Linked DNA regions of Homo sapiens: region 1 is linked to region 2. Evidence: chromatin loops called from intact Hi-C (ENCODE). Cell type or tissue: mammary epithelial cell. All regions are shown on one strand. Links, peaks and the distances in the headings refer to the core of each region. The heading gives the core; the rest is flanking DNA.

Region 1 (16,706 bases), core at 7,561-10,060, 110 kb before region 2:
CTGATATGAATTTTTCACAAGCTTTGATACAGTTAAGAAAAACAAAATGTAAGAAAAGAATATTGAAAGGGCTAAGCAACAGCAGCAATAGACTTGGGCAGGAGGTATGCGCACTACAAACTCGAGACCTGTGGACTTAGGCACTTCCTCTTTGCCATAGGTGTGCTTATTGGGGGTGTCATGGGCATGAGTCCACAGTGCCCTCTACTGCCTCCCAGTAGGTCTGTTCTAACATGCAACAGCTTGGTGGTCTCTTGTCCCCAGAATGAAGCAACTTTTTAAAAAAATTTATAATTATTTTATTTTATACTTTAAGTTCTGGGGTGCATGTGCAGAACATGCAGGTTTGTTACATAGGTATACACGAGCCATGGAGGTTTGCTGCACCCATCAACCCATCATCTACATTAGGTATTTCTCCTAATGCTGTCCCTCCGCTAGCCCCTCACCCTGGTGTGTGATGTTCCCCTCCCTGTGTCCATATGTTCTCATTGTTCAACTCCTACTTATGAGTGAGAACATGCAGTTTCTGGTTTTCTGTTCTGTTAGTTTGCTGAGGATGATGGTTCCAGCTTCATCCATGTCCCTGCAAAGGACATGAACTCATCCTTTTTTTATGGCTGCTTAGTATTCCATGATATATATGTGCCATATTTTCTTTATCCAGTCTATCATCGATGGGCATTTGGGTTGGTTCCAAGTCTTTGCTATTGTGAATAGTGCCGCAGTAAACATACATGTGCATGTGTCTTTATAGTAGAATGATTTGTAATCCTTTGGGTATATATCCAGTAATGGGATTGCTGAGTCAAATAGTATTTCTGGTTCTAGATCCTTGAAGAATCGCCACACTGTCTTCCACAATGGTTAAACTAATTTACACTCCCACCAACAGTGTAAAAGCATTCCTATTTCTCCATATCCTCTTGGCTAAAATCAAGTGTAGTATCTGTTCTTATCAGTTTAATGGAGCAACTTTTAAAGGGAGTTTCCTTCTAGGTGGACCCGTCACTATGGTGCAGAGAAGCAGGGAATGACTGGGTGGAACTGCAGGGCTGCTTCAGTGGGCAGGGAGAGTGCATCAGGGGAACCATGCAGAATGCTGGGCTACTCATCTGCCTCTCCATTTCACAGGAGAAACAGAGAGCTGTTGGTTTGATTGACTTAAATGGATTTTTATTTATTTAATTTATAGTAAGTGCCGCGTATTGCTAGGCCTTGCAAAGTCAAGGGTATCAGGAATATAAGAGGACTGAAAGCAATATTCCTCGTGCTTCCAGAGCAGATGCCTAACCGGGGAGGCAGAGCTCAAGTGTGGTACACTGAGAACGCCTAGGATGCAAACACAGGTGGATTTGTTTATTACTAAAGCGGCACAGGGAAACTTCTCAGAGTGAGAACATATTTTGTCAGTAGGAGGAGCGCCACATAAGATGAAATCAGACTGCACACATGCATGAGGGTTTTCTGTTTAACTTGGGGGTGAAGATGAACTTTCAAAGGGGCCTTAGAGGCAGGTATATTACATCCATATTTTTGAGTATGAAGAAGAAGGGGCAAGCAATACTTAGTGGAAACAAGACAAAATTCAGAGATAAGAGTGCAAGTGGAGTTCAAACATAGTAAGAAGAGAGGTTAATGGTATCTATCTCCCAGCAGGCAGAACACCACCACACTCCTGGGAAATGTTTCCCCAGGCACCGGAGTATGGAGGTGTGCTCTCCCCATTAGTAGGGGGTTCTTAGTATTGAGCCAGGCTTTTGCTTGCTTGAGGCCTGATTACTGTAATACTTGGTCTAATTCTTTTCGACTTGGGCCACAGGCTTAGGCATTGCTGAGCAGCTGCTGTGTGTTTTTGTCCTCTAGCAATGGTGAGCACTTTAGCCTTGATATACTGGAGCCTAAAAACATATGGCAACAGCTCTCAATCAATGTCCTGGAGCTCTCAATCAAGTTGATGTTTTGTTTGGTTGTGTTAAAAATGGATTTGGCCGGCACTATGGTTCACACCTGTAATCCCAGCACTTTGGGAGGCCGAGGTGGGTGGGTCATGAGGTCAGGAGATCGAGCCCAGCCTGGCCAACATGGTAAAACCCCGTCTCTACTCAAAATACAAAAATTAGCTGGGTGTGGTGGCGGGCGCCTGTAATCCCAGCTACTTGGGAGGTTGAGGCAGGAGAATCATTTGAACCTGGGAGGTGGAGGTGGTTGTAGTGAGCCGAGATTGTGACATTGCACTCCGGCCTGGGCAACAGGGCGAGACTCCATCTCAAAACAAAATAAATAAAAAAGGATTTAAGGATAGTTTTCATGGCATCCTTTCCCCATAATTGCAGATATTAAATGCAGCCTAAGAACAAGTGTTAAAACATCCTCAGAGACAGTTTAGTAGTGAAACACCCAAGTCTTTCTGACATTAATAGGCTTTAGTGGGATTAGCTTAGTAATAGTTACATAATGTGTGATTCGTGGCAATGAAAATGCTAAAAGGGCCAATTATTGCATCATAATGGACACACCTTTAACATAAAGATACATTTGTCATTTTGTGGTGTTCATCTATATTTAAATGAAGGATACGAATCATCATTGTAATGGCAACTTTAGCTGTCAGGGATCCTGTTGCAGCTCTGCCTCAGCCAGTCTGTGCACAGAGCATGGAGCACCAGGGCCATGGAGCATGTGGGCTATGGAATCGGGTTGCCTATTTTCATCTTGACTCCATCACTTGCTGGGCAACCTTGAGTAAGTGGCTTAACCATTTTCTGAGCCTCAATTTCTTCACCTATAAAGTGGGGGTCATACTAGTGTGTCCCTGTAATTATGGGGATTAATGGAGATAACATGTGAATCACACATAGCAATGTTAGGCATAAAGTAAGTGCCTAAGGAGTATCGGTTTCTTTAGTGTTGGATTTGTTGCCATCTTGAGCTCCGTGTATCCAGAATTTAAAATGGAGATCATTCTTCCCAGCAATGTTTTAAAACTTGTAGAGCTGAGTTCTTCTAGGAAGACAGAGTAAAAGGACACCATTTCAGAAGAATTATTGTATCTCAGGAACCTAGGGCCTAAGCTGGTCATGGCCTCTATTTCTGCTGTCTAACACACATTCCAGTTGTGTCCAAGTTTTCTTCCTCCACCTCCAGGAACATCCACATATTAGGAGGCCTAAATTGAATTGTCATCATTATTTTGCCAAGGCTACCACTCCAACTCAAAATTCATTAGTACCAAGGGCCTTAGTCTGAAAATCTGACATGAATCTTTTTGGTAAAAGAGAATCTTTGAGATGTTTTCTTTGATGGCCTCAGGCTGGGGCAGTAACATGTGTCTGAGTCCTCCTCAGTTCGAGGTGGGCCAAATATAAGATACTTGTGGATGTCGGCCAGACTGAAGTGAGGATTATTCTGGGTAATCCTGATCATGGGGTCACATCCCATTCCTTTCACCGTTGGAGTTTAGCAGACATCTACATTTGGGTAGAGTTTTATTCTCACTACATAGTGGACAGCTCTTCTGTCTGCCCACAGGCAGACTTTGCTGGTTCTGAATGCTTGAAAGGTTTGACTTTGCAGTCTGCTTCTGCTGAGGATTTCCTACTCCTGAGCCCTAGAACACTCAGATGTTAAGATGCCAGAAAGATGAGGAAACAATAAAGAAAACTGAGAAGCAACCAGTCAAAGGAGGAAGATAAAACCCTAGGAGAGTGTAGGATCCAGGAGGCCAAGGGAAAAAAGCGTTTTGAGAATCAGAGAGGGGTCAAGGACATCAAATGCTGCTAATGGATAAAGTAAGAATGAAGACTAAACATCATTCGTTGTTGGCAATATTGATTATATTAGTTTGGTGCATTAGTTTTATTCTCCCTTTAATTATAAAATCTCCATGGCATTAATTATTATGCTTTTTTTTTTTTTTTTTTTTGCAAACCAAGAAGCTAAGATTCAAGATATATAAACTGTCCAGATTCACAAAGATGGGGAAAAGTCGCAGAATTGAGGTCTGCACTCAGGTTTTCTGACCATGATTTTCCTTATCTCTGATACCACATATTTATACTTTGGTTTAACTTTAAATCATAGATTTCCTTTTCCTAGGAAATAACATTTTAAGACTCATTATACATTGTGTATATAAGATTTTGTTCAACTTTTAAACTTATAAGTATCAGGAATCTGATGGGGATAGTATTTTTAGAAAACTCCTACCCTGGCTGGGAATCAAGCTAGGCCTGTGCATGACCACCTTCAACATTTGGCCCTTCTAAGAATCTCTGGATATTTTGTGGAAAGTAGAATGGGAAGAGAAAAACATGAAAAGTAGAGACCTGATACGTCCTCAAGCGTAGTCCTCTCCCAGATCATGTTTAGCTAGCTTCCCCTGAAGAGACTTCTGAGCAAGTCAACATGTATCGGCCAGGGTCATTCAGCATTCTGGGCAATGGCACAGGCATTAATTCTGGGACAGATTAACTCAAAGATTATTGAAGAAACAAGACCTAGGTATAGAATCAGATTCTGTTGTTTCTATTTTGCTGTAAGAAAGCACTTGTATGTAGACTATGTCAGGATTACCTCAATTCTATCCACTGCTCACTTAGTTTAAGATTATTTTAAGTATCTTTAAAGAGTAGTGTACATGTAAAGAGTTTAGGTGAGAATCTGTGTACCTCATTAAAGTACTGGAATTTGGACACTAGTATCAAGTGGTTCTTTTGTAGCTCAATGAATGACATCATAAAAATGGAACATTCAAATGAGAATGTCCAAGGACCTGCTGACTTCACTGATGAATTCTACCAAATATTTAAAGAAGAACTCATATTTTCCAAAAAACCAAAGAGGAAGGAATACTTCCAAACTCTTTTTACAAGGCAAGCATTACCCTGATAACAAAACTAGACAAGGACACTGCAAGAAGAGAAAATTATAGTCCAGTATGCTTCAAGAACATAAATGCAAAAATCTTCAACAAAGTACCAGCAAACCAAATTCAATAGCACATTAGAAAGACCATTCACCGTGATTACATGGGATTTAACCCTAGGGTGCAAGGATGGCTCAACATATGCAAATCAATAAATGTTATACACCATATTAACAGAAGGGATAAAAACCATATGATCATCTCAATAGTTTCAGAAAAAGCATTTGACAAAATGCAACATTTTTTCCTGATTAAAAACTCTCAACAGATTCGGTATAGAAGAAATGTACCTCAACACAATGAAGCCCATATACTGCAAACCCATAGCTAACATCCAACTCAGTGGTGAAAAGTTCAGAGATTTTTCCTCTAATATCAGGTTCAAGACCAGGATGCCCACTCTCATCACTTCTATTTAACATAGTACTGGAATTTCTAGCCAGAGCAATTAGACAAAGGAAGGAAGTAAAAGGTATCCAAATTAAAAAGGAAAAAGTTCATTGTCTCTGTTTGCAGACATGATCTTATATTTAGAAAATCTAAAGATTTCAGCAAATATCTATTAGAACTAATAAGTGAATTCAGTAAAGTTGCAGAATACAAAAATCAATACACGAAAATCAGTAGCATTTCTATATACTTACAAAAAAATTACCTAAAAAGGAAATCAAGAAAATGATCCCATACGTAATAGCTATAAAAATATTTAGGATTACATTTAAAGAGGTGAAAGATTTGTACACTGAAAACTATAAAACATTGATGAAAAAAGTTGAAGACACAAATAAATAGAAAGATATTCTGTGTTCATGGATCCGAAGAATTGATATTGTCAAAACGTCCATACTACCCAAAGTGATCTACAGATTGAATGCAATCCCTATGAAATTGTGAATAACATTTTTCACATAAGTAGAAAAAAATCCTAAAATTCATATAGAACCACAAAAGACCCTGAATAGCCAAAGCAATCTTGAGCAAAAAGAACAAAGCTGTAGACATCACACTATCTGACTTCAAAATCTACTACAAAGCTATAGTAACTAAAACAGCATGGTGCTGTCATAAAAGCAGACACATAGACCAATAGAACAGAATAGAGATCCCAGAAATAAATCATGCATTCATGGTCAATTGATTTTTGACAAAGATGCCAAGAACACACAATGGGGAGAGAAGACTTTGCTAAGTTGTGCTCAGAAAACTGGATATTCACATGCAGAAGAATAAAATTAGACCCCCGTCTTACGTCAGACAAAAATCTACTCAAAATGGATTAAAAACTTAAACATAAGGCCTGAAAATGTAAAACTACTGGAAAAAAACATAGGAGGAAACCTTCATGACATTGGTCTGGGCAATTATTTTTTAGATATGAATTCAAAGCATAGGCAGCAAAAGCAAAACTAGACACATGACATTTTATCAAACGAAAAAGCTTCTGCACAGGAAAGGAAACAACAGAGTGAAGGAACAATCTACAGAATGGGAGAAAATATTTGCAAAGTATACATCTAATGAGGGGTAATATCCAAAATATATAAGGACCTCAACTCAATAGCAAGAACACAAATAACTTGATTCACAAGTGGACAAAGGACCTGAGTAGACATTTCTCGAAAGAAGACATACAAATGGCCATCAGACATATGGAAAGGTGCTCAACATCATTAATCATCAGAGAAATGCAAATTAAAAGCACAATAAGATATCATCTCAGACCTATTAGAATGGTTATTATCAAAAAGACAAAAAATAACAACTATTGGTGAGGATGTAGGGAAAAAGGAACTCTTGCACACCGTTATTGGGAATGTAAATTAGTATAGCCATAATGGAAAATAGTACAGAATTTCCTCAAAAAATTAAAAATGGGATTACCATATGATCCAGCAATCCCACAACTGGGTATATATCCAAAGGAAATGAAATAAGTATGTTGAAGAGATATCTGCATGCTCACGTTTATTGCAGCATTAGTCCCAATAGCCAAGCTGTGAAATCAACCTAAATGTCTAAATGCATCAGTGGATTAATGGATAAAGAAAATGTGGTATATATACACAAAGAAATACTATTCAGCCTGAAAAAAATAAGAATATCCTGCCATTTACATCAGTACAGATGGACGTGGAGGACATTATGTTAAGTGAAATAAGCCAGACATGGAAAGACAAATACCATATGATCTCACTTATACGTGGAATCTAAAAACTTTGAACTCATGGAAGTAGAGAGTACAGGGATGGTTACCAAGGTCTAGAGGATGGGGGCAGAGAGAAGATACTCGTGAAAGGGTGCAACATTTCACTTATGAGAATAAATTCAAGAGATCTGTTGTACAACATACACTGGAAAATTACTAAGAGAGTAGACTTTAAGTATTCTCAGCCCCTAAAAATGATAAGCATGTGAGGCAATGCATGTGATAATTAGCTTGATGTAGCCATTCCACAATGTATACATATTTCAAAATATGTTGTATACCATAAATATATTCAACTTTTATTTTTTAATTAAAAAATTTTAAAAATTGAGAATGTACTCATGGCTTTGGAACCATGTGAATAAGGTTTCTTTGTTAAGGGACTAATGAATATTTTTGTTTATGGGCCCAGATGGTTAGGTGGACTGAGGAATGCCATGAAAACGAAATACTTGAGGAGAACTGAGAGCACAAGGGAGATTGATGTGGCTGACCCATTGTTGTCCTTTGCTTTAGTCCAACCTAGAGATTTTCATTATTTATTTTTCACACTGAGAAAGACAACCTACAGTGATATTAGAGATGTAGCGATGGTGCAAAATTGCTGGAGAAAATAACCTGAAGACAACTGGAATATTACTTGCTTCTCACAGATATCAAATTCACATTTACCCACCAAGTAATTTCAGATCAGATGTCTTTTTTCTGCATTTCCTTTGCTTTTCTACAAGCCACAAAAGACAGCTGTCATCATGAGCTTCATCAAACCTGAAACAAGTCACTAAAAATTTGGCATCATTGACATCAACAGTAACTGGTAGGCTACTCAAGATGGAAAATACTTTCTTAAAATTTAACTTTATTTTGAGACATAAGGTAGTGGAATTCTTGAATTGTAAAATGCTAACAAACAGAATTTATTAAAAACCCAAGGTTAATTAAAACAACCCTAGTCATGAGCCATTTCTAAGTTTTACAGGGCTGTTTTGAATAGTTTAAAAGTAGAGACTGGTGCTAACTCAAAGTACTCGGTCCATTTGGATCCCTATGAACGTCCAAGACAACCACAAAAATGCTGAGAAGAGTCCACAGCTTTGCATTCAGAGCCTCCATGACTGTGCCCATTGTTTGTGAATGTGGGTGGAAACTAGAGCCCAAACCTCAGAGAATAAAACCTGCCTGATACAAAAAGTACCATGAGTAGATTCTGGAATGGCCGTGACCCAAACAAATTGGAGAGGATTGAGGAGACTCCAGGATACATATAAAGTTCAGGGATGGATGTTAGGTAGCTTTATTCGTTAGGGCTTGATGAATTGGCATCGTGTGGGTGGGGCAGGATGTAAAGTCTTCAGTTCAAATGAAATGAGGAATTTATCTGTGATCCTGCCATCAAGTAACTGCACATCATCTTGGCTCACTCTGAATCTCTCTGTGGTTCTGTTTCCTTACGGGTAAAATGCGGGGAAAGGGATTGTCACTGCCTCTCCCAGAATTAATGAGGTGATATTCACAAAGAGCATTGTACTCTTAGGAAAGAATGCTCTGTGGCAGGATATTATAGGGCAGTAACATCAAGCTTGTTTAAAACGTGTGCCTGCTGTTACCACGTGGGTGCTATGGCTCAGCAGTCTTGTATATCAAATATAAACCAATGCATATGGAACTGTTTAAGGATAACAGATGATGAGCTGAATAAATGAAATAGTTTATTTTATACTAAAGGTAGTTCATGCTTAAAAAATGCCTTGTGGCTGCTATTTCATCTTCAATACAGTAAAGACATACTTGAGCAATCCCATTTAGATAATCACTGGCCATTGATGGCAGAAATTAGAAATGCAGAAAAAGATTGGGTCAGTGAGTCTGTTTCCTGGGAGACAGCAGGGAGGAAGCAATTTCAGCAACGATGCTGGGATACTCATGCTGTGTGTTAAGCCACCTTCACAAACTTGCCTCCGTGACTGTGGCTGTGATACATGCCCAGACAGAACTCGGGATTGGCTACCCCTGGACTCACTCTTCACAGCTGCCTAGAATCTTTTATACCAGGACCACGTCAGAAACCTCTGGGATCCATAAGTAAATAGCAAGGCTCTGCACTCAAGAGTGGCACCTGCAGATTTTCCACTTTGCTTTTGCAAGTTATTCAGACACAGCATTTCCATTCATCAGGAAAATAAGCCAACTGCCTCCTAAAGAGCATCTTTTCCTATATTTAGGGGTTCTGGGGTCCACTTGCTGAAATCAGATAACTTCACTACCTTAACTTAAATTCTCCAGTGGATTCCCATTACACTTAGGACAAAGATCTCATCTCTTTACCACAGCTCACTTCTAACCTCTTGGACTAGCGATGCCCCTTGTTTGCCATGCTCTAGGTGTAGTTTCAGACTCAGTTCTACCCCAAGCCTTGGCTCTTGCTGGTCTTGCTGGCTAAAGTGCTCTGCCCCAAATCTCCAAGTGCTGGTAACCTCATGTGCACCTCCAATGTCACTTACTCGAGTCCTTCCCTGATCATCTGATCTAAAGTCCTCTTCCCTACCTACTCTTCATATATCATCTTATTTTATTGTGTTTTTGCACTCACACTAACTGTAATTATCTTGCATATTTTTCCTTGGTTATTATTTCCTCCTCATGAAAGTGGAGAGCTTGACTGTCTTCATACTTTTGGGGCTCTTGTGTCTGGAAGAGCACCTGGAACATAGTAGATTCTAAGTATGATTTCAGTGGATGAACTAACGGATAATAATTCACAATTTGGACTTCCAAATTCTGTCTGGGATTTTTAATACTAGTAGCTGTGACTAATTCTACATAGTGATATGTTTGCTGGGAGGAAGTCTTTCATCTAATGTGCAGTAAAAGTAGTCTAGAATTATTCCATTCTTTATGACTTAGCTTTAAGGGCAAGTGAAATTCTAGAATTGCAAAATGCTAACAAACAGAATTTATTAAAAACCCAAGGTTGATTAATACAACCCTAGCCATGAGCCATTTCTAAGTTTTACAGGGATGTTTTGAATAGTTTAAAAGTAGAGACTGGTGCTAAGTCAAAGTACCCGGTCCATTTGGATCCTTATGAATGTCCAAGACAACCACAAAAATGCTGAGAAGAGTCCACAGCTTTGCATTCAGAGCCTCCGTGACTGTGCCCATTGTTTGTGAATGTGGGTGGAAACTAGAGCCCAAACCTCAGAGAATAAAACCTGCCTGATACAGAAGGTACCATGAGTAGATTCTGGAATGGCAGTGACCCAGACAAATTCTAGAGGATTGAGAAGACTCCAGTTTACATACAAAGTTCAAGGATGGATGTTAGGTAGCTTATTCTTTAGTGCTTGATTATGTTAATCATCATCAAACAAGATGATATATGTTGGTCATCATCAAAAGCTAACAAACAAGCTTCCTTATAATTGTCATCTTATTGTGTTGAATCACTCCAAAAATAGCTCTAATACACTAATTAGTGCAGACTATGGGATCCAGAGGAACAGCTATTTTTGGAGTGATTCGACACAGAAAGATTTCTTACTAAATTACTGTTCATTTTCTAGATATATAGAGGGTGGCACAAGAATCCAGAGATTCAATCTCTGTTCTCATCCTTATTAACAGAATGTTTGAAAGAAGATCAACCTTTCTGACTTTGTAGTGTCATATATTACCTGCCTGATCTATATCTAAATGATGTTATGAGGATCAGGTGAAATATGTGGCTGAAAAGTCTCTGAAGCCTTCAAAGTGCTATTTGGATGTAAAATATCAGTTTATACATGAACATCTAGAATGATATATCTGTTGATTCCCGTATTTCTTACCAGATGATATATTTTATTCCTTGTATCTGCAGTTCCCAGTGTAGTAGGTATTTAATGCATTATTGAATGAATGAATACTATTATGATTTCTTTCTTTCTCTTGGCCAACTTCTGTCTCCTCATTGTAAGCATTATTAGCTTTGTATTTATTTTTTCACTCTCTTTTATAAACTGTTGGCTATTAAAGAGAACAATTTCATAGAGTTCATTTCAGTGTGATTTTCTTTTATTTTGGTCACTGCATATGGTCTGGACATGGGTCTTCAGCATCGCAGGGCATGGGATGAGGGTGAGAGAGAGAGCGAGAGAGAGAATGCATCTGTTCAATAAATAGAGTGAAGGGTAAGGATCACACAGACTGTGGCCCATATCCTTCTGGGGTGTGGACTTGGGCATATTTGAGACTTTTTACTATTAATACTAATCACGACCGCAGCCCACTCTAATCCATGTGCCATGACCATTGGTGAAACTCTGAAGTCAAGACCTTAGTGAATCATGTCCTAGTCTGTTGGGCAATACCTTTATTTTTGGATTTGGGTTATTTGTAGATTGCCCTTTTTTGGTATAAATGAGCAGTACTGTTTATTTCCATTTTGCAATAAAAAGCTACTGGCTATTTAGCCAGAAAGCAAATATTTTCACTCTGAATTGCTTTCTGGACATTTTTTCCAACAGTGTTTGATTTGAAGCTGTGAAACACATTACTCCCCTTCCCTCCTCCCATCCCCTGCCCCTGCCATTTCCTCTTAGGTGGATCAAAACCAGTGCTTCAGAAAATAAAGCCAGTATTCTTTGATTGCTCCTTTACCATATGAAAGCATCAGAGAGGCTGAAATAAATGCCTGTTTGGTCCCAAAACACTGCCATCCAGGAAAATCTGCCAGCCAACCAGGTGTTCCAGAATATTTTGCCTGAGGGCCAGCCTGCCCAGGAACTGGCATTGAAATATGTCTGGGCTTTGGTATTTTCTGTGCAGCTTAAAGTGCTACCTTTGGGCACATTTATTGGGATGCATAAGAAATAGTGTACAATCTGCATAGTGATAAAGTTTTGTGTGTCTTAGACATGTTCTCCAGTTGTAGAATATTTCTCTTACAGACCTTTGGATCCCTCAGTTTCTTTTTTAAAGTTAATTTTGTATTTTTCCACCTGAATGTCTTCTCCACTCTCCATTTATTTAACTAAATTTTTAAATCTTGTTTGTTTCCTTATCCACTGAAAACTTTACCCCCAAACCTTTACCCTTTACACAGTAACATACCTATCCACTCACATACACGCACACCACCACTCACCCACCAACACACCAAAACAAATTGTAAAATCTTAAACTTAAAAGTTTAATTTCATTTCCAGCTGTGATTTACTATCAGTAGCCTGGTTGTCCTTTATTTTAGTCATTTCCAGCCCTGCCTGGCTAAACTCAAGTCGCTCAACTCCTGATTGACTCATAGTCTAGGTATTTGGTAGGAAGATTTTAATCTTTCTTTTTCATGTTGGTGACATTTCCTAGTTGTGCTCTGCCATTCTTTAGGTAGCTGATAATGGGGCTTTTTTCTTTTTAATAATAGCAAATAAGAACAGTATAATTAAAAAAAGAATGAAAGAAAAATAGTAATTTCAGAAAGAACCAGTATGAACATAGCAATGAATTGCAAATTTGTAAAAATAACTTGGGTATTAATATATCAGATTCCTGAAAAGTGAGTAAATGTTTTCTTCTCATTTTTTCCCAGTGTCTTCTAAGTAGAAGATGAAGGATGCTTTGCAGGTGACTAAAATGCACTGCCTTGTTATTACAGGGAGCGGACTCAAACCTTTCAAATATTTTGAGTGGTTGGAAAGAAGAAACACAAAACAATTCTATTTTCTGAGTTTTAAAAATGTCTGAACCCCTGGAAGACCCAGCCAGACCAAATCTGCTTTTTCTCCTGGATCCATAATGTACAGTGGTAAATTAAAGGCTTCGAGAAGCTCTGTAGTAAAGAACTCTGTTTAACTTGATGTTTTACACATTCATTAGACCATGAGATTCTCTTCTTGTAGAATAAGAATCAACATCTCATAGAAAATTTCCAGAGACCACAGTTAAAGAAGGGTTCTCTGAAGCCTTTTAAAAGCAGAGAGTAGGCAGCCTGAGGTACCAACTCTGCAGTGTGATCAGCAGAGGAAGACAGAATTGGGAGAAGCAGCAGAGGTCTATGGCTTCTAACTGGAACCTAAGGATAAAAGCACAAGAGATGCTGAGTGGTGAGCTTCTGCCCACAGAGGGGACAAGATTGAGGGAGAGGAAAGGGGCTGAGATGTCCCATGTGACCCGAGCAGGCATGCAATAAGCTCATCCCTCAGTTAAGCCAGGTTTTTCCAACTTTGTTGGATATTTGAATCATAGTTGTTTTGTTCTGCCATAAAGACAATTGACTGAGTTTTGATTTCCCAATGTACATGGGGGAAAAGTAACCTTCCTGATTCATTAATTCAGTAATTACTCAGTATATCTCTGGTGAGTATTCATAATCATATTGTTGTGAATAGGTTTGAATAATCTGTCTTGTTTTCAATGGAAGTTACATCAATTAGGTTTCCTACAAATTACACCCCCCACCCTCTGCTTCCCCAACTCACACACACATATTTGTTTCCCATTCTGTGGTGACACATAATGAAAGCTTATTGAGAACCTGGTCTGTGTAAGACAGCTGCCCTGCAGATGTTCCAGAATTGTATTAAATGCTCTACACATTAATGTTGACTTACAGGAGTCTGAAGTTTTCACCCCAATCTCAAGCACTTTAACTCTTCATTCCTCTTTGATTTACTTTCAAACTGAATGATTAAGGAACAATATGGAAACCACATGTAAAATGCCCAGTGAGTTTTCTTTTTTTTTTTTTTTTATGTATAAAAACAATGGAGAAAGCCAATGTAGAAATACCGAGGCCAACCAGTGGTTTACTTTGATGCTTACCAGGGAACACTAGGGAAATTTGCCAGTACATGGATCCTGTTTGGAAGAATCAGATCAAAGGAAGAAATATACAGTGTCAGACCCTGGCACCTCCCAGGTTTGTATGTTCAAAGTGCAGTGTCTAAAGCAATTTTCATTCCTTGTCCATGTTGCATTGTGTGTCACTCTTCTCTTTTAAAAAGTCCTCAAAATGAAAAGACATATGCTCATCATGAACAAAGATGCAACAGAAATGGAATTCTCAGGTAGCCTTGGATTTACATTTTATTTGGGGATTTATTGACCTTTGGAAAGGTTGAAATCCCAGATAGTAATGTATTTCATGTCCTTCACCCTTTCTAAGAATATCCTCAATTTCGTTTCATTTTTAATTATTATTTTGTGTTAATTTGCAAGAGCCCCTGAAGAAATAATTATTCATATAATTAGAGTCTATATAAATAGAGTTTATATATAAGCAGAGTCTATAACTCAGCTCTTCTCAGAGGCAATGAAAGAAAGGTTAAAAGGAACTCTGGAGAGACTATGAAAAACGGACTGATATACAAGTGGCCTAGACTTTGTAGCTGCTGAGATGTCATAGCTCGTGGGATGATACAGGGATTTATGAAAAGCCTGTGATCTTCTGAAGTTCCAGATGGAGGTGTGGAGTGCTCTTGGTGGCAACATTTCAGAGAGGGTGCTTGACATTTGTACTTAAACCTCTAAACTTGGCAAAGAGCTTGAGTATGATTACGACAGAGAAAAAGGTCTGTACCTTCATCATCTATGGTTTTCTGCCCTTATCACAGACCCTAAACTTATAAACGAGTAGAGCCACCTCATGTCACCTTCAGTTGCCTTCTGCTTCTGCTCCTAAAAGAATCTGGGAGGAACTTCTAAGTCTGGTAAAAAGGGTGGATGGTACATAAGCTTCTCACTTTGTGTCTTATAATAACATTCCTCAGGCTTTCTAAAAGGCCAACACCTTGAAAAAGTATGTCAAATTGCTTAGTGTTTTGAATGTTTTAAATGTTGGAGGCAGCTTTGCTTGGTTCTGATGGTACATTCAGCATTTAATTGGAAACCAATTTCCCTCCTTATTTTCTTGAAGGAGATTTGGTCCTAGACAACTGTACTGCAGAACTGGGGGGACTTCCAAAAAGGAAACATACTCCCAAGATTTTGTTTCTACTCAAATACCAGAGCAAAGCTCTGACCTCATACAAATCAGTTGAGAGAAGCCCATTTCTGGCTGTGTATTTGGATCCCAGAATATTATTTCCCCTTGCATTTCATGATTCCACCCCTCCAGATTTGGAGTCATTCACTGTATGATATTTGTGGTGACATCTTAGACTTCAGTTTCCGTAATGAATGCACCTGAGTTCCAGCACTAATTTTCTCTTCCCTGGGAAAAACAAAAAAACACAAAACCATTTGTATGGCCCCCTGAGTTGTCACTTCATCAATAAGTGAGGCTCTGTGCTTTGGGATAGTTCAACAAATAGTTTTGCCACTGACCACAGATTTGGATGAAATGATCCTTTACTGCAGACAGCACAGGAGTGATCCAAATCAGGACATATGGGGAATGGTTTCTCTTGCCATGTGGCTTTTGCATAGGATCATATAACCACCAGGCCAACAGACCCACTCATTAACCCCATCAACTGCAAATAGAGTAAGTCTCAGGAAAAAATAGCTAAATTCAAACTACACAAATGGCTTCTGTTTTCTCTTGTCATTACATCCTTGGATCTTAGGCATTACATTAAAATTGATTGGGTTTGTTTTTTTTGGTCAAAAACCTCCTCAGATCTTTTCGCTTTAAAATTTTCCAAAGCCTCCTTACATGTCTATGGTTTTTGTTTAAGAATTTAGAAAACAATGAACAAAAACCTTTCTCCCCACCCAGTTCAAACTTTTCATTTTGTTAAGCTTGTAAGTGTTATTACCTTTTTCATAAGGGTTCATTTAAATTAAGCCTCAATGATTTGGAGTGAAATTAATTAATAACTAATATAAATGTATTAAAGATCATGTCTATATATAAATCTATTTGACTGTTTTGACTACATGAAACCTACTTAGTAAATTGGAACTCACTGAATAACCAGTTATTTGGGTATGTATATCTTGTTGAGTGTTTGGGTGATATCTCTCCTTTTCTGTTGGGTGAAACCTCTACTTTTCTTTTAGGTTCCACAAATAAATGAACATAGGACTGAGAGGGAAATGCAACTGAGAATAGTTACATATTTTGTTCAATTACTAAGAAACATGTCATTGTGAGACTAGTGCTGTACTCAGGTGTCATTTGCATTTTCTTTTCTTCAGAAGGCCTAACACATTACTCTGGTGGATCTTCTACTCATTAATACTCCATTCCACTTGGTGTTTGAGTCCTTTGAGATTCAATTTCATTTTGTGACAATGCTGACTTACTGGGGCAGCCGACAGTATGAGAAGAATGAATTGTGTACATAATGTTTGATTTGTACCTTCATGTATTATAATATGTCAATGTATTGACAAGTGGTAAGAAACTAGAGCCAGTGGGGAAGATTAGTGGGAAGATGTTGCCTGCTGCTGCCTGTGTAAATTCTCACACAAGTGGCCCTTGTACCTAGCAATTTTAAGTGATGTTTCATTTGTGATTGTGGAAAACTAGAAGGAGCATAGCAAAAGCTTCTTTTTCACTTGCTCTTTCCTTGGGAAGTTCTAGAAGAAAGGGACAGGAGAGCATGCTGATTTTAAAGAGGGAAAGTTTTTAGTCTTTCAGCACCTCAAGAA
Region 2 (16,706 bases), core at 6,851-9,350:
GTGTCTAGAAGTGTAAAGGTTCTTCTGCTTAGTCCTCTGACCTGAGTAACTGCAAAACATGCAAGTTGTACTATCTCCTGGTTAAACTATAAGAAGGTTATAAAAATAAAGCAAAGCAAAATCTCCCCGGGGGTTAAGTGTGGGTTGCATGTTAACACTGGCACATTAATTGTTTATGCCTTGCAAAGAGCTGTAGCAAACAATCTTGCCTAAAGTTTAGCCAGTCTGCAAACTGAGTGTTTGGCTCACACAATTACCTGTGGATCTGTGCCAGTTGTCATCAGCATGAAGTCATTCATTTGTTCATCATATATTTAGTGAGCACTTACTCAGGACTACTAAAATGGCTAACAAGCAAGATTAATTACAATTTTTGTTCATCCTCCTTCATCTTTGAACTTATAGGCCAATTTTAATTCAAAGCAGTGAAACTTATGCAAGGTCTACAGGCAAGGGATAACTCTTATAGCTGACTTGGCCTAATTGTGGTATTTCTCTTGCTTCTGTTTATGTTCATAAACAGTGGTTTGAAGGCACTTGGAATCTTAGTTTTCTTATCAGAGATCTGATTTATTTGGAGAGTTGGACCTCAGTTTTTATGAAAAGCTCAACGGCATTGGTTGTTTTTTAGGCATTAAGTAAAATCACCCTGAAGGTATCCCACTAACCCTCTAGCTGGCTGAAGTGTGTTAATTTGAGTACGTAATTCATTCTGATGGAATAAATTTGTTGCAACTTGTTGAATGCTTATTCTTTAGCAATAAAGGACTTACGCACATCCTCAGTGATTTCTGATGAAGTCTTTATGTTTCTTGGCTACAATTATTGCTATTTTCAAGTACTATTTTTAAAAAGATGTGTGTGGCAGGGAGGTGCTTATCAATTATTATATTTCCCTTTGATTTTAAGGTGTTGGGACCTGGTGGTGCCTTTGACTAAATCATATAATATGACCCCACAGGGCTCTAAGGCTGTGGAAGGAGCTGCCCTCCAGCTCAGGGGTCCCCACTAAAGAGGTTAGGCAGTCAGGAAAAAAAGGAAGAGGTATGTTTATTGCCTGTGTTGGGTAATCTGATGCCTTGGGGTGAAATGAATAGAAGTCAGACAACCTTTCTATAAGTTCCTTTGGATGGGAGCTGGCAGAATCTAGAACTGGCAGCTTTTCATCATGGAATATCCATTAACCTTGTTTATCTCTGGAAAAACACTGCTGTATTTCCACAGTCTGCTGCTGGTCAAAGAATGATACAAGAAATCATCTTTGAGTTCAAGGGAAAGGATGAGCTTTTTAGCCCTTGTGAAAATACAGTCTTGGGGTGCTGATTTTTCCTCTTTATTCTGAGATAGCAAGTGGCATGCAACAGAATATGATCGGAATACAGATACCTGATTCAGAAATGCCCTCCTTAGATTCTGGTAGCTACAAACCAGAGACCTCCTATGGCCAGACCCTAGCTTCTTCTGGTGTCTGCAGTTGATATTTGTACTTTGGAAGCTAAAGCTGAATGTAGGATTCAAATTCTTACTCTGACTTCCAGGTTTTTTTTTTTTTTCCCCTTGACATAATGTCCCAGAACAGTGCTGCTGGACTGCAAGACTTCTAGTTCTTTCTCTGTGGTTCACCCTACATCTATGTGTGACATTTCTATATACTCAGAACTATAAAGCATTCTCATTTGTCTTCAGAGCAAACAATAGGTGTTTTATGTGAATGTTTATTAATGAAAGAATCTGTATAAGAGTTTAAAAAGGGAGAGTTTGATTAAACTTGTGAAACTTGTTATTCACAGAAACAGGTATTAAACGTGAAAGTAGGCTACAGTATGAGGTTTTAAGTCACCAGGTGTAGCAATTTTCAAATAAGAGAGGAAATCATTTTCTTGGAGGATTAACTGCTATTTCATCTTGAGACAATTGAGGTGGTTGAAGGAGGATGCTGTTGAATCTGATGCAGAAATTAATAATTCTCTAATTTAAATGTAATTAATTTATAAATATGTCCTTTTAGAAAATACATTGAAAGAGCTTAATTTCAAAATATTTTAAAATGAATTATAGAATATGGACTTGGACAAATAATGTGCTAGTTATATACTTTGTCCCCTAGTCTCTAATCAGCACAGATTGAGTCAGTTTTAAATAGCAATTCTTAAAACAAAATTCGAGGAAGAAGATGCCACAGAATTCTGTGGTATGTTGCTTAACAACAATTATATCAGGAAACTCTTACTCATACCTAAACACAAGCCCAGTATTCTATATTTTAAATGTGTTTTTCTCCAATAAATGGTCAAAAAATCATGTTTATGTATAATGTAATTAAATATAACATACAGTTGTGTATGTTGCCACACACATAGGCTTGATTGTATTAAAATGCAACATTAGAAGAATAGCATTCTTTATAGTCGCATATTTTTGCTTGACTGGTCACATTTGATGAATAAAGGGTATTTCAATCTTCGAAATAAGTTTATGTTCTTATGCTGTTGGCTGTCTTATTAAATGTCCATGAAAGGCAAGCTTAAGGATATGTAAATCTAGCTTTGAATATATATGTAGCATTTTCAGTGGGCCATTGTACTGATTATTTTCACACATTACATCACTTAATTTCTATAATATTCATGTGATACAAGAATTGCCAATGCCATTTTATAGGCATATTCCATACAGAACTTCGATGCCCACCTTAAAGTCCAGCTAGCTGAAGATTTTTATGCCAAGAAATGCAAACACAAAAACAAAAGGTCTTAAAGAGTGATAAAGACTCTTGTGTGACCTAGACAGACAATTCTGTCTTCATGATTGGTTCATTTTAAAAGAAAATGAAGCAAGAAATCTGAACAAATAAAAATAAAATCTTCTCTATATGGGAGATCATTGGACTGGAATGAGAGTCAAGAAATATAATAGTACATCAACTCTGTGACCAGCTCTATGTGTTGTATGGAGCCACAGTTTTTTTCTCTATCTATAAACTCAATATAATGGCCATAATTAATGTATGTTAGATGCTTTGACCATGACCTACAGTCATAAATACATTTTATATTGCAACTCATTAAAATACACACACGCACGCACACACTCTCTCTTTCTCTCTCTTTCTCCCCCTTTCCCCAAAAGTTTTACCAAACACTCCTTCCTTACTATGTCTGATGCATTCTGGTATTTTCTACTTTGTTCTATTTCACCTTTAAAAATCATGTTTGTGACCCACTAAAATGATTTTACAACCCACTGAGGGATCTCTTCTTGAACTTTAAAAAATGCTTTTAGCTCTTAAAAACAAATCATAGTATATTAATCTTGTATTTTATTATCACTCAAAAAACAAACCCATCCATGCCAATCCTCACTCCAAGAAACCACCAATGGAAATAACTGCTCTATTTATATATGTTCAAAAAACTAGAGATAAAATTTAACTGATGTTTTCTATGTTTGAAAAATGATCTATATATTTCAGGGAAAAAATAGTGAAACTCTGAGCTATTGAGTAATACAAAAGGAACAAAAGTCAACATTATTCATTGAGCAAATATGCTTATTAAGGTATCTGAAGCATCATAACAGGAGGTGGCTATAAAGGGTGTGGAACACAGTGTTTTATAGTACAGGACTTAAACATTCGTCATTATTAATGGCAATAAAAGAATTGATAGACTCTTTCACTACATCTTTTATTTAAAAAAAGGAAGTAATCATTCATTCCCTATATACTTGCACAACATTTGTAAGAAGAAAACTTTATATTTCTAATAATATGAAAATAGACATTCCAAGAATTAAAGCCAGTTTCTTCAAGAATGTACTCTTGTTTCCCAAGTAACTTTTATACTCTTTAATATGTGTTTGTGTCACTAAGAAATCTGAGTTTATCATTGAATACTGGATCAGTTACCCATTCCACAGTGTTTGTTGAGCTCCTTCTGTCTGCCCAAAACTGGGGATACAAGATAAATAGTACTGATGAAATTTCTGCTTTCACTAAGCTTACATTTCTATGAAAACTCAGTGAATCTTCACATCTTTTCAGTAAGATAAGTTGCTTTGGCATTTTTTTAATTCCAATTTTTATTTTAGATGCAGGGATACCTGTGCAGGTCTGTTACATGGGTATGCTGCACCCAGGTAATGAGCTTGGTGCCTAATAGGTAGTTTTTCAACCTCCCCCTCCCTCCCTTCTCTAGTAGTCCACAGTATCTATTACCCCATGTTTATGTCCATGTGTGCTGAGTGTTTAGCACCCACTCTTCATTTTAATACACACATATAGACTAAGAAATATTAACAAAACCATGTACAATTTAATGCATATTGAATAAGCCTCAGAACTTGGAGCAATCACTTAAGATGAAGGAATTGCATGTGGGCAAATCTGAATATTTGGTGTATTACAGTTAAAAATGTGATTTACTTTGGATAAAAGTGGCTCAGCACTGAGGAATGATGAAGAATGAAACTGGTGAAGTGTTAAAGACTGGAGTGATATCTGATAGATAAGTGGTGTAAGGGACAGTAGAATAGCGGGTATTCCTATGGCAGATAAACAATAGACAGCCACTCTAAGAATGGGGCTTAAAACTTGGGTTTCCATGGAGGGAGTTCATGAGTTTGGAAAGAAACATATATTTCACTAACCTCTAACTGAAATTTGCCGTTTTCTTCATTTATGAATGTCGGCAACACATCGCATCTGAATTATTTCCTATGACTTTGTTACAAATACAGATCATAGATCTTTCCATATTCTGTTATGGTGGCTAGAGATATCTTGAAATATCATTTGTGCTATCAGCATATTTAAATTATGGTGCTTATAGGTTAAGTACTAAATCATGTTAATGTAATAATAGGGATTCATATAAATTATATGAATTGTATATTTGCACGCCCCCACGAAAAAAGCTCTATATTTCTATATTGATTTCCCTGCAGATTTTTTTAAATTATAGCGTTCACAACTACAGAACTAATTATGTTTTATATCCTCTTTGAAGCTACACTAATTCCTACCTTAATTATCATCACCTGCTGAGGGTAAATTTTGTTTTAAAACATTTTTGAGAACTGTATTTCAGTGTGATTATTTTACTTGTAATCTTGTGTATTTTATGTTACATATTTAAAGATATTATTTCTGAAAGGGGTCCTCAGGATCTGCCAGACTTTCACAGGGGTTCCTGTCTCAAAAAGGGTTAAGCTCTTCTGCTGTAAGCAAAAGATGACAAACTCAAATGCCTACAGCACAGGCCTCAAGAACTGACTGAAGAAAGAGACCCACTAGAAGGCCAGTATAACAATCTAGAGAAAAAAAATTAGGGGGAATTTCGTGGGGTCCCAATAAATAACAGCCCCATTTTTCACTTAAATTTGGATCCAACTGAAAAAAGAAAAGACAAATAATAAGTCAGCTAGAGTTCAAAGTATCACCATTTCAATGAACACACCTGATATTAGAGAATGTGGCTTATTTCTTGGCTGTCACAACTCTAGGGGCCCTAGGTGAGAGAGGTAAGAGGACTGTAAAGTAAAGATGCCTCCTGGAGTCCTGGAGCTTTAACCCATTCAGCAATAGCATGCTGCAGCCTGCTTCATCTCCACCACTACAGACACTGATTCCTGCTGGACTTAAAGCAACTTACCCAGCAGGGCTGGTTTGGGCAGGCTTCCTCCTGCTGAGATGAGATTTTTCTGCAGGAGGCTTTGAAATGGGTCAGAACAATGCAGTAATTAAATGGACTCCAAGGCCAAAAATATTCTTTCTATTCTGTTTCCCTTGCTCAGTGCTGTCCTGCTACAACTGTTCAATATAATCTATTGGAAGTAACTGTCCAATATAACCTACTGGAAGTTATGAAATAAAATTAAGTGAAAATGCAGAGAGAAACTCCACGAATAAAATGCCAAGAAAGCGAGGATGCCCCAAATTTGAATATAGTTCCTCCCTCTGTGAAATTCTCTCAGAAGAATTAAAATCGATACATTAGTCCCTTCGCAAGTTTAAGTCTAATGTTAACAAAACCCAAGTGAATTAAAGTCTGAATCAAACTCTACTGCTTTGGTGAATTAAAAGCCCAACCCAACGTGACTAATTATATACTGACTTCCCATTAAGGGTTGGGGTGAGGGGTCTCCACAGTGTTAGCAGAGTGAGGGGTCCTGCCAGGGCTTGCAGCTGGGGCTCGCTCTTCTTGAGGCTGGTGTGGTTCCTGCAGGACTGCAGAAAATATATGCTGGGTTTCTGATGACTTTACTGATGAAAAGTTTCAAGCAGTTATTATTTTCACTGGTGGGCCACACCTACCATATTGAGAAAAGAAGCCAAACCTCATCCTCTAAAGCAATTATCCCAGAAAAAATTACATTCTCAGAATGTGGGGCTTAGTATATTGTCAAAAACTATGGCCCCAGATGCAATGTCAACATGAAGGGGAGGCTGAATGAGTCCTGGAATGGTAGATGGAAGAACCTCCTCCCAAACATATCCACATCCTAATCCCATGGACCCTGTCATACGTTACTTTGACTTTTCAGACATCATTAAGGATTTGAGATGGGCAGATTATCCTGGATTATCTAGAAAGGCTCCATATAATCACAAGGGTCCTTATAAGAGGAAGACAAGAGGGTCAGAGTTAGAGAGATTTACAGCTGCTACGCTACTTCCTTAAGGATGAATCAAGGAATACAGGTGGCCTCTAGAAGCTGGAAAAATCAAGGAGATGGATTTTCTCCTAGATGCTTCAGAAGGCCTGCAGCCCTGTCAACATCTTGATTTTAGCCTAGTAGATCCCACTTGGGACTTCTGACCTCCAGAAGTGTAAGATAATAAATTTGTGCTGTTTTAGGTCACTAAGTTCCTGGCAATTTGATACAGCAGCAAAAGAAAACTAATAATACAGTTGATTGAGAGCTTGTATTCTGGGGCAAATCCAGCCTGTATTCAGATCCCTGCTCAGCCACTAACTAAATATGTGGCCTTGCTGCCTACTAGCATAGGCTGAGGTCCCTGAATCACTAGCATGTGTGTGATAAGACAAGTGGCTTGTACTGTTTAGGGGAAAGACTTCACCATGAGATTCCCTGCATCCACTTAAGGCAGGCCTTTTCTAAGTCTCGTGCAATTGGTGTCTGCTGATGACATTCCTGCACATGTGACTTGGCTGAGCCCCAGGCTTTCTGAGTCCCCCAGCCACTACTTTGTCAAAGCTGAATTGTCCTGGTATTTTCCCTGAGTGTTACGTCTTTGTTGAGGGCAATGGAATCTTGCTTTAGGCTGTCACAATCTATAAAACAAACAACTACATATAAAAAACAGTCCATATAAAGCTACCACTGGACAAGCTGTAATTATCTGTCGGGGTTGAAATATTATGTCCTAAAGCCTAAGGCCCCTTTTCCAAGTCATAGAATTTTTAAAAAGCCAAGTGTGAAATTATAAAAAGCAACCTTATGAGCTAATAAAAGCCTCCGCAATCCACTAAGGTCAAAACATCTCTCTCATGCACACAAAAAAATCCAAAGCCCAGAACCGCTCAAGATCATTTAATGTTTGTTTTATTTTTCCCACTTCAGCCATTTGTTATGTTTCTCAGTGTTTCCAACCAATCCACCAAATGTTAGACTATTCTAAGGAAAGTCCTTTTTTTGTGGCCAAATTCAAACACAACTGAGAAATAAGACAAAGGAATAAGGCAATCATACACCAAAACATCATCTTTATTACCGATAAAGCTGAAGTTACAGGATGTGGCTTATATATGCTGTCAAGGGGTGAATGAACGGGACTCTGGTGAGAGGCCAGAAGTACAGTGATAATGTATGATCCTCCACATGGAAAGAGAGCAGCAGTTGCTAAAGCTTTCACCCATGACGGGGATAAAAGCCTGCCTTAGTCTGCTGTGGTAAAGAAGACTCAACTCAGGCAAGAAGTTACATACCCTGTTCAGGTGGATTAGGTGCAATGGTTTTGACTGACACACAGGCCACTTCAAATGGCTCAAGCACCCATCCCATGGACTTCCAGTCCTTCTGAAATCATCGTGTGAGATGAGTAAAAATGTTCCAGTGTAGTGGAAAGAAAGCTTTGTGATACCAGTCAGGTGATGATTATTTTTTTACTGTGGTGTGAGCAAGCAATGAATGCAAGAAGCAGCCCTTTAGGTATTGTTATGTAATTAACATGACTAATAAAGACATAAATCACAACTACCTGGAAGATCCTGTTGGAGGTGACACTGGATTAGCTATAGTATTTGCAGAACCCTCATGAACTATAAAAATAAAATAGCATAAAACTTATTCCTAAAGCTCATTTATAAGGTGAATTTTTGGCTTTTGTTCTTATTTGGGAAGAGACTTGCCTATTTTTACACAGAATTTGATTTTCTAGTTCACATTCATTTCATTGTGCAGTGAAGATATTAGCTGAAGTGTGAAGGTCAGTTTACGTGCAAATGCCTTAGCGTGGAAGTTTGTGGCAAGCTATGCAGGTGATGAGATTGTCAGTCCCCAAAGAGCCTGGAACAGGTTAGGATGGAGCTGCTAAGAGTGTGTTTACAGCTGACATGCTTCCTCTGGTAAATCTGGATCATGCTCACTCCAGAAAAGCACACTCCTCTGCTTTATAGGTTGTGCTTCTCAAGACTTCTGGGGTTATTTTCATTGTCAGCTATAGCTTGAAAGCTTAGTTATGACTTGCTGATCTGATGCCCTAGCCTATTTGTGTTCTCTGGTGATGTCTCAGAATAATTCATGCTGTTGGGCTTCCTGCATCTGAAACTCCTTGGTACATATGGGCTTGGCAATGGACAGAGCTCAGGTGTAACTGAAACCCCAGAAAGCTGCTTTTTTGCTGACATAAATCAAGGATGTTGATTTCGAAGAAAAAATTTGGATAGCTTAAAAGAAGTCCATCACCATCATTGAAAAGCCTAGACAACCTGTGTGTTCAACTGATACTCAGCCAGGAGCTGTCTCTCCAGGAATCCAAAAGAATTAAAAGGAAGCATTGTGCTATTTAGAATTATATTCAAAAAGCGTGAAGCCGCTACTTTAGATCTATAGAACCTTTAAAATTGTTGCAATATTTTAGGTTATATCTTTGTGTTCTTTCAAATGGGTGTAATATTTTAGATTTTATTATTACATTATTTGAAATGGTTGCCTTATTTTAGGTTTTTTTTTTTTTTTTTTTTTTTTTTTTCCCTGAGACGGAGTCTCGCTCTGTCGCCCAGGCTGGAGTACAGTGGTGCGATCTCGGCTCACTGCAAGCTCTGCCTCCCAGGTTCACGCCATTCTCCTGCCTCAGCCTCCCAAGTAGCTGGGACTATAGGCACCCGCCACCATGTCCGGCTAATTTTTTGTATTTTTTTTTAGTAGAGACGGGGTTTCACCGTGTTAGCTAGGATGGTCTCCATCTGCTGACCTCGCGATCCACCCGCCTCGGCCTCCCAAAGCGCTGGGATTACAGGCGTGAGCCACCGTGCCCAGCCCCTATTTTAGGTTTTATCTGTTTATTCACTTCCATTTTTTTCCCCAGGGAGGATTGCTGGTGATGCAGATTCCTTGTGAAAATTACTGATTTCACTATAGTAATAGTGAAATAGTAATCCTTTCACTATAGGAAAGGATGAGTTTTGATGATCATTTCCTGTGCTTGGGGTACTACTTCTTTATTTATTCTTGGGAATTTTTTTTGTATAGTATCCTCAGAATCCAATAGAACTAGCATTTTAAACAGCAGTGCAAATGTAACAGCAAGTGCTGAAACCAACCAGGTTGAAATTCCACAGCTTCTTCATCTCACCAATGACAATTTGATTTTACTTCAAAGTGGCCATGGCTCTTGCGGTAACATACTACTTCGAAGGCTGGTTTTGTGTACCATGATCTCCAACTGCTTCAAATGAGCACCTATTGCTGTCACCCCACCCAGATGTACCTTAGTGTGCTGGAAACCTGTGCTCATTTCTTAGATATGGAGGTGTTTGTGGACTGAATCATTCTGACTAGTTACTCTCCATCTGGTGCTTTGTCTATTTCGTTTCCTCTTTTGGTTCAGTCTGGAACAAGGCCAAGAAACCAAAGTTCTTCTCTGGAAAGGACTTTCTCTGCCATGGCAGGGAGGAATGGGTATGTCTTCATATAGTGCCTGGGGGCAGCAGGATATCCTGGCAGGGTGTGTGGCTGTCCCTTCCAGGGAAATAGCTATGGGTTTGTTCTCTACACCCAGAGTTGGAGAATGGCTAATCACACAAAAATTTGAAATAGTTACTAAAGAGAGAGACATTACTTTGGGTGGCTCATAAGAAGTTGCCGTTATTATTCGAGAATAGTGTCTTGGACTGACTCATCATGGCTTTAGAGCTTGGGTTAAAGTGTCTGCCCAGCACAGTGCTACCCTAAGCATAGTGCTTAGTGTTGCTCCCTTAGAAATTCTTCCCTCAAAGCATCCTGGGGGTCAGCTCAGCCTCAAGTCACTTTGGGACCTCAGGGACAGATTTTGGGGGGTGGTAAGAAATGGCAACCAGGTTGGGTGTAGGATGACCCCTGAGAAAAGCAGTCAGAAGTCCAGAATATTATATCCCAAAGCACTGGAAATCAGGCTGACTTCACTGTTTTTGTTCCTGGACTATGGTCAGGTAAGTAGGGATTGGTGGAAAGGGTTCTTGCAGCAAGAATACTGAAAATTAAATGAATTATGGCTTTGTGGATCTATATAGATAGAACTCCAATTGGAGATCCAGGTGAGGGGTCTGCCATAAACCAAGGTATCTGACAAACAGGCAAGGCCCTAGGCGAGACTCTGGACTCAGCAGGGAAAACCAGAGCCTGAAGCAGGTACACCAGGCTGAAATCAAACCGACAAGGAGAACACAATAGGGCAGTAAAGGAAAGCTTGACTCAGTTTGTGCATGGGTTCCCATGCCTCATCCCTGGGACTAGGTAGAGTAGGGCTCCTCAAACTCAGCGCTGTGAACAGCTGGGGCTGGACAGTACTCTGTTGGTGGGGGGTTACCCTCTGCATTGTAGGGTATTTAATGACATTCCTCACCTTTACCCACTAGGTGCTATTAATTAATATTCCCTCAGCTGTGACAACCATAGATGTCTCCAGACATTGACAAATATCTCTGGGTGGAAAAAGTTGCCCTAATTGGAAACCATTAGTTGACAGCAAAAGACTAATTCCTGTCAGCACTGACTGGTGGGACCACTTTCTTGATCAGAATTGGTTCAGGAATAGGCACAGTTGAATCTGTCAATTAAGGCTCTCTGGATCTGCAGACAAGCAGGGCTAGTACTTGACAGAAACTGTCCAAAGACCTTTAGCACTAAAATGAGAAAAACCATTAAGTGTTGGAGAGGAGAAGGCTATCATTGTGTTTGGAGTTAAGAAGAGGGTGGAGAAGGAAGATGAAGATGTCAGGGTGAAGTTAGGTCTATAAGTCTGAGCCAAGTTGAGAGCTTATGGTAGAGGCCACGCCTGCTCCATTGGGCTTGTCTAGACCAAGACCTATTATTCAGAACCCCCAGTCCTTGCCATTTGGTGCACTTTGGTATCCAAATCCTACATTTTGATAGAGCACTGAGCAAAGGCCTAGGTGGATCTTTGATGATGAAGTCCGTGCTTGTCACTCCAACTTGATGATCCACTCTCTTCCATATGGCTGTCTGGTTCATTATGAGAAGGCTTACAGGAGGCTACAATGGCAACTTTCCAGCAATATGAATGCTTTGAAGGCTCAGATGAACTCTGTTAAGAGAAGAATGCCCAGCAAGGTCCAGGATAATGTTTATGCTGAATCTTGTCCAAGTTTCTCTTCCTGGGAAAGATATTAGCTGACTCTGGAGCTAAGTCTAAGTTGAGGCCAGTGAGACCTGTCCTGTAGCTTCATCCCCATAACAATGGTTGATACTGGCTTTATTCATGGCTTCCTATCTACTGTTTCCAGAGATGATCTTTCACAGTCTTCAATAAGCCTTCAACTCTCAGGAATTTTACCATTTCTAAATTCAGGATTTCTGCTATTTCCTGTGGTTATATTGGCCCTATAAACAGCACATCTTTCTTTTCAGTGAAGAAATTAAATGTCACATAGTCTGCTCTGAGAAAAGAGCCAAGTTCAGGGCAGAGACTACCTTCCTGGGTACCCCCCAAGAAGGAGTCTTGATCACTTCTCTAAACATGCCCTGGATGTTCCCAGAGCTCATGAAAACGCTGCTCTCCAGTGGTGCTAGCAGCTCTGATGAAGGCTAAGTCCAAGCTCTGAATTCAGGAGAGCAGAGCTGCCTCCTGCTCCCACCACCGTGGTTCTCAGGCAGTAATGGTGAGCATGGCATTTAAGCACAGTATGTGGCAGATGGCAGGAATTTAATGCATAATTTTGTTTGTAAATTGAAAATGAAGTAGTGTTCCTTATAAGACTTCAGGGTATTGGGAGCTTTAGGTAATTGCAAATGAATTTCATGGGGCTTTGCATGGGGTTAAGTTTCTTTCTACCTTCTAAGAAGATCCATAGCAGCACAAGCTGACTTTTCTTAACTGAGATCAGGAAGTCATCAACTAACAAACAGGGCGGCGGCATTTAGCCTCTGCTGTGTACTATCTTTATGTTTGTTTGTTTGATCCCTAGGATACAGTACTATTTAGTTAGAGGAAAACATTTTTTCTACTTGAATATGTTTTTATCAGGTTTCTGATCCATTAGGCATTCTCTTCTTACTGATAAACATTTGCAGGCAGATTGTAAAACTACATTTGGAGGGGCAATGGGGGTAGAAATTTGCTTAAATTTTGTGCATTCCTTATTTTTGTACTCTCAAAATTTCCTACACTCTAGATTTACTTAGAGTTTATTTTATATATTTACATGCCTATATTTTCTTTAAGTAATTTTTTTGTATTGGTTTGAAGAGTGTGTATGAAAGGGAGGGGGAGAGATAAAGACACACAGAGAGGGTTTTGCTTTCAGTGCCTCAAAAGGCTTAACTTGGTTATTCAGGAATGATCTCAATTTTGTTTTGCACATATTTCACTCTGAATTTTATCCAGAAATTTAAGGTTACAATAACTCTTCTGTGGTTAAAAGCTGTTTTAATTCTAGGAATCTCAGTCTGAATATACTTTAAGGAAAGAAAAAGTCTAATATATTTGGTACTGAACACTTAGGTCCTAATTTTCTGTTCTGCCCTTATGCATTATGCAATATTTTCAGTGGGTTGGCGTTCTGCTTGGTGACCTTTGAAACATGCAGGCACCATCTTGAAATGAGGACCAACAGAAGTTCTGTCTTTCCTGTTTACTGTGCTCGCTTTCCAGGACTTCTTCCTGACAGTGTGTCTCAAACCCTGAAGGTTGACAATGAACACTCATAGAAAAAAAGATAGAAATTTGTTTGTGGAAGTGGGTATCTGAAGGGTTGCGGTTGATAAATTATTGCAAAATGGTGAGGAGATTATCTGAAATCGATCAAAAGTTATAACGATGGTTGTGGATGGGTGTGGCCCATCACACACATGGTGAACTACACTAGCTGGTAGGCGTCTCAGGTTTGTGAATGTGTGGATTTTGTGGATCCCACATAGCTCAATTCAGCTGAGTGCAGTTTCCTGGGTTCATCTAATACTTTTTGCAGATAAAATTGCAGAGAGTAAACTTGGCATTTACATTATGCTCAAATTGTTTCCTGATATTTCACTTACACTGAAACGAATGCAGTTTCAAAATAAGAATTTATAGCTAAACCAAGCGTATAACTATGATGATCACAGCTAACATATCTTGAGCCCTTGTTATGTGCCAGGCACAATTCCAAGCTTTTGACATGTATTAATTAACTCATTAAGTCCCGTTAGCAACTCTTGAAGTAGGTACTATTGTAACCCTTATTTGTAGATGAGTACACTGAGCCACAGAGGGGTGAAACAACTTGTCCAGGTTCATAGAACTACATGGGCAAGACTCCAGCTCCTGTTTTATTCACTCTGCTCTTCCTCCCTCTCTATTGAAAGGAAAGTAACTACTTTTGGATGCTAAACCTCAACTTTACAGAGTAGCAAAAACTATCAGATGTTCTTGGCCTATCATTTGCCACCTGATATTAATAGGAAAATGTCTTAACTCCTTCCAGCCAGCAGAACACTCACTGAATATGACTTAAGGGGATTGATGATGGAGGAACTGTCTAAGCTATGTCAGAAGAATCCAATGTGTTAACTCACTTTTTGCTTTAGTCTCCTTTCTTTCCAGGGCAAGATTTTCACTATGTGCTAATGGAAAGCAGTGGGCAGGGGAAGGGCAAATAAATGACTACACAAAGGTACATACCTGTACTTGGCCAGGGTGGATCTATATTTGGTAAGATTAAGCCCTATTGTATTTTCATGTCTAACAGTTACAGAATTGAAACTTGTCCCTCAGGACAGGAATTTGCTATCTACATTCCAACATTCCTTGTCTTCTGAGCAAAACCACTGCATTGATGTCATCTAATCCTCTTGTTTTTATATTTTCCCTCTTAGCTTGGTACTGTCTCCTTTCTTCTCTGGCCATTCTACCACACTATAATGGAAGGTTTTTGTTTTGTTTTGCTTCATTTTGTCTCCCCCACTCCTTTTAATTTGTCTTTGCTGGTGAGGGTAGTGGTAGTAGGCAGGAGTACGTTGGGAAGAGCAGAGAAACAAAACCACTCTAGGCTTTGAGAAAATTAAAAATTTGAGGTCCATTCTCATTTATTCTTCTTATTAAAAATATATCTTTGTTTGCAACTGTTACATAAGTCTCAAATTACTTAAAAATTGAAAGTCTCAAAAATTTCCTTTTGATTGTATAAAGGTTATTTAAAAAAATAATAAATATTCTCACATACAACCAGAAATGATAACAATTACCCCAAGCAGTGGTTCTCAACTCTGCTTGTAGGTTAGAATCAATACTTGGGGATGGTTTTTAAGTTATTTAAGAAACAATATCAACAACCCCCTCCTTTGTTCCTGTGCCCTGACAAAGAACAAGAAACTATGGTAAGTTGACCAGGGCAAGGACTTCTGCCTCTATTACTATACAAGGACTGCACTGGATAGCATGTTCATTCATTCATTCATTCCTCATTATTTACTGAGGACTTAACAAGTGCCAAGCATGGGGAGGAATGATGTGATGATTATGTATGCTCTGGAGTGAGAAGACACTGAGATCTGAAGGATGTGCAGGAATTAGCAGGGTGAAGGCAGGAGCATCATGAGAGAAGGTTGTGGGAAGAGTAATCTGGGCAAATGGTAGAACTCTGTGGTGGGAAGGAGAAGACCTCAGAGGAAGTTTTCAGAAGGAATGTGTGGCTGGGGAGGGTTGTGACTGGCCAGGACTGCTCTTTGAGACCTTTCTGTCTAGTCTCCGGTCTGCACTCACTGGCAGCCTGGGGAAGGACCAACAGAATATTCTACCACCGCTCTCCCCCAGTGCCTCTCTGAACAGTCAACTGCGATAGCTGCTCTGTCTTCACTGAATTCACCTAGGCCTTTCTCTCCGCTGTCCTGTCCATATGAGGTTTCCTCTGTGGTCACTTACTGTGTAGCAGCATCTATTCCTTAACTATTTAAGAAACCTTGGCCAGTTTGAGGCAGGGACGATATAAAAAGTCAAGGGAGGCTCTGGGGATTTGGGTTCTGGTCTTGGCTCTGATACTAAGTAGCTCCGGTGTCACGAGTAAGTCCTTTCTTTTGGGGGACCCCAATTTACTCACCTATAGGATGAGAGAGTAGGCTGAAGGGTCTCTGAGGCTCCTCCGAACTGAAAGCTTACCTTCTAGAGAAGCTCTTCAAGCCAAAAGTCTTTACCTTGAGATACCAGACTTGCTAGTTAATTTAGTTAAATTACACTTTTAAAATAATCATTGCTAGGACATAAGACTAGTTGAGAAATATATATTTTAATGCATATTTTAATTCAGCCAAGCTTGGGATGTCCGATTTCTATAGAATAGCATAAATATGGATGTTATATTCCAGTGGCCCTAATTGTGGTTAACTTTCGTAGATCCAGATGCTGCATATACCACAATTGAATAATAAAATGTCCTCAGACACACAGTACAAATATATGAAATATTTATTTGTGTTAATATGATGAGCCCTGAGATGAGTCATTCAAAATGGTGGTAATCTAATTATATTAAGAAATAATTTACTTACCTAAAATGAAAAAAAAATCCTAAAAATACCTAATGTTGGTATTTCTCAGGTTCTATTATTGGCCATGTCAATTGGAGCAACCATTTGGAAAGTCATTTGGCAACATCTCCCAAAGCTGAATATACATGAAGCCTAGGAGCCAGGAATTCCACTTCCAGGATATGCCCAATAGAAATGAATACATATGTTCACCAAAAGGCGTGTCCTAGAATGTTTATAATTGTGAACAGACCAAAGCTAGAAACTATCCAAGTGTCCATCAACAATGGAGTGGGAAATAAAATGTCTCTTCGTACAATGGAATCTACATAGCAATGAGAACAAAGAACTTACAAAAGTACACAGCAACATGGATGAAATTCACAAGCATAATTCCGAACAAAAAATGCCATGTACCAAAAAGCTTATAGCATATGACTCCATTTATGTACAGTAGAAAAACAGGCAAAACAGCTAGCCTGTTAGAAGTCAGAATGGTGGTTACCCTTTGAGGGGCTGTTCCT

What was found. Peaks named below come from ENCODE experiments on the same cell type or tissue, not always from the same donor. Only the 100,000 strongest peaks of a DNase experiment are listed, where the experiment ranks them.
Region 1: a loop joins it to region 2, with 2.2 times the contacts of the local background. A loop is called at or near these places in 4 of 110 quality-filtered maps.

Annotation. Positions count from the first base shown.
Region 1 is chr15:39,296,656-39,313,361 of GRCh38, reverse strand. All of the region lies in intron 1 of LOC105370777 (a long non-coding RNA gene), which reads left to right. Among named protein-coding and RNA genes, the nearest start is that of LINC02915, 54 kb to the right of the region's middle. In mammary epithelial cell, for the core only: no CTCF peak of the experiment used is centred there; a DNase peak (open chromatin) is centred at 9,091; H3K27ac peaks cover 2,262 bases.
Region 2 is chr15:39,189,713-39,206,418 of GRCh38, reverse strand. All of the region lies in intron 1 of LOC105370777 (a long non-coding RNA gene), which reads left to right. Among named protein-coding and RNA genes, the nearest start is that of LINC02915, 53 kb to the left of the region's middle. In mammary epithelial cell, for the core only: a CTCF peak has its summit at 8,245; a DNase peak (open chromatin) is centred at 8,108; H3K27ac peaks cover 2,420 bases.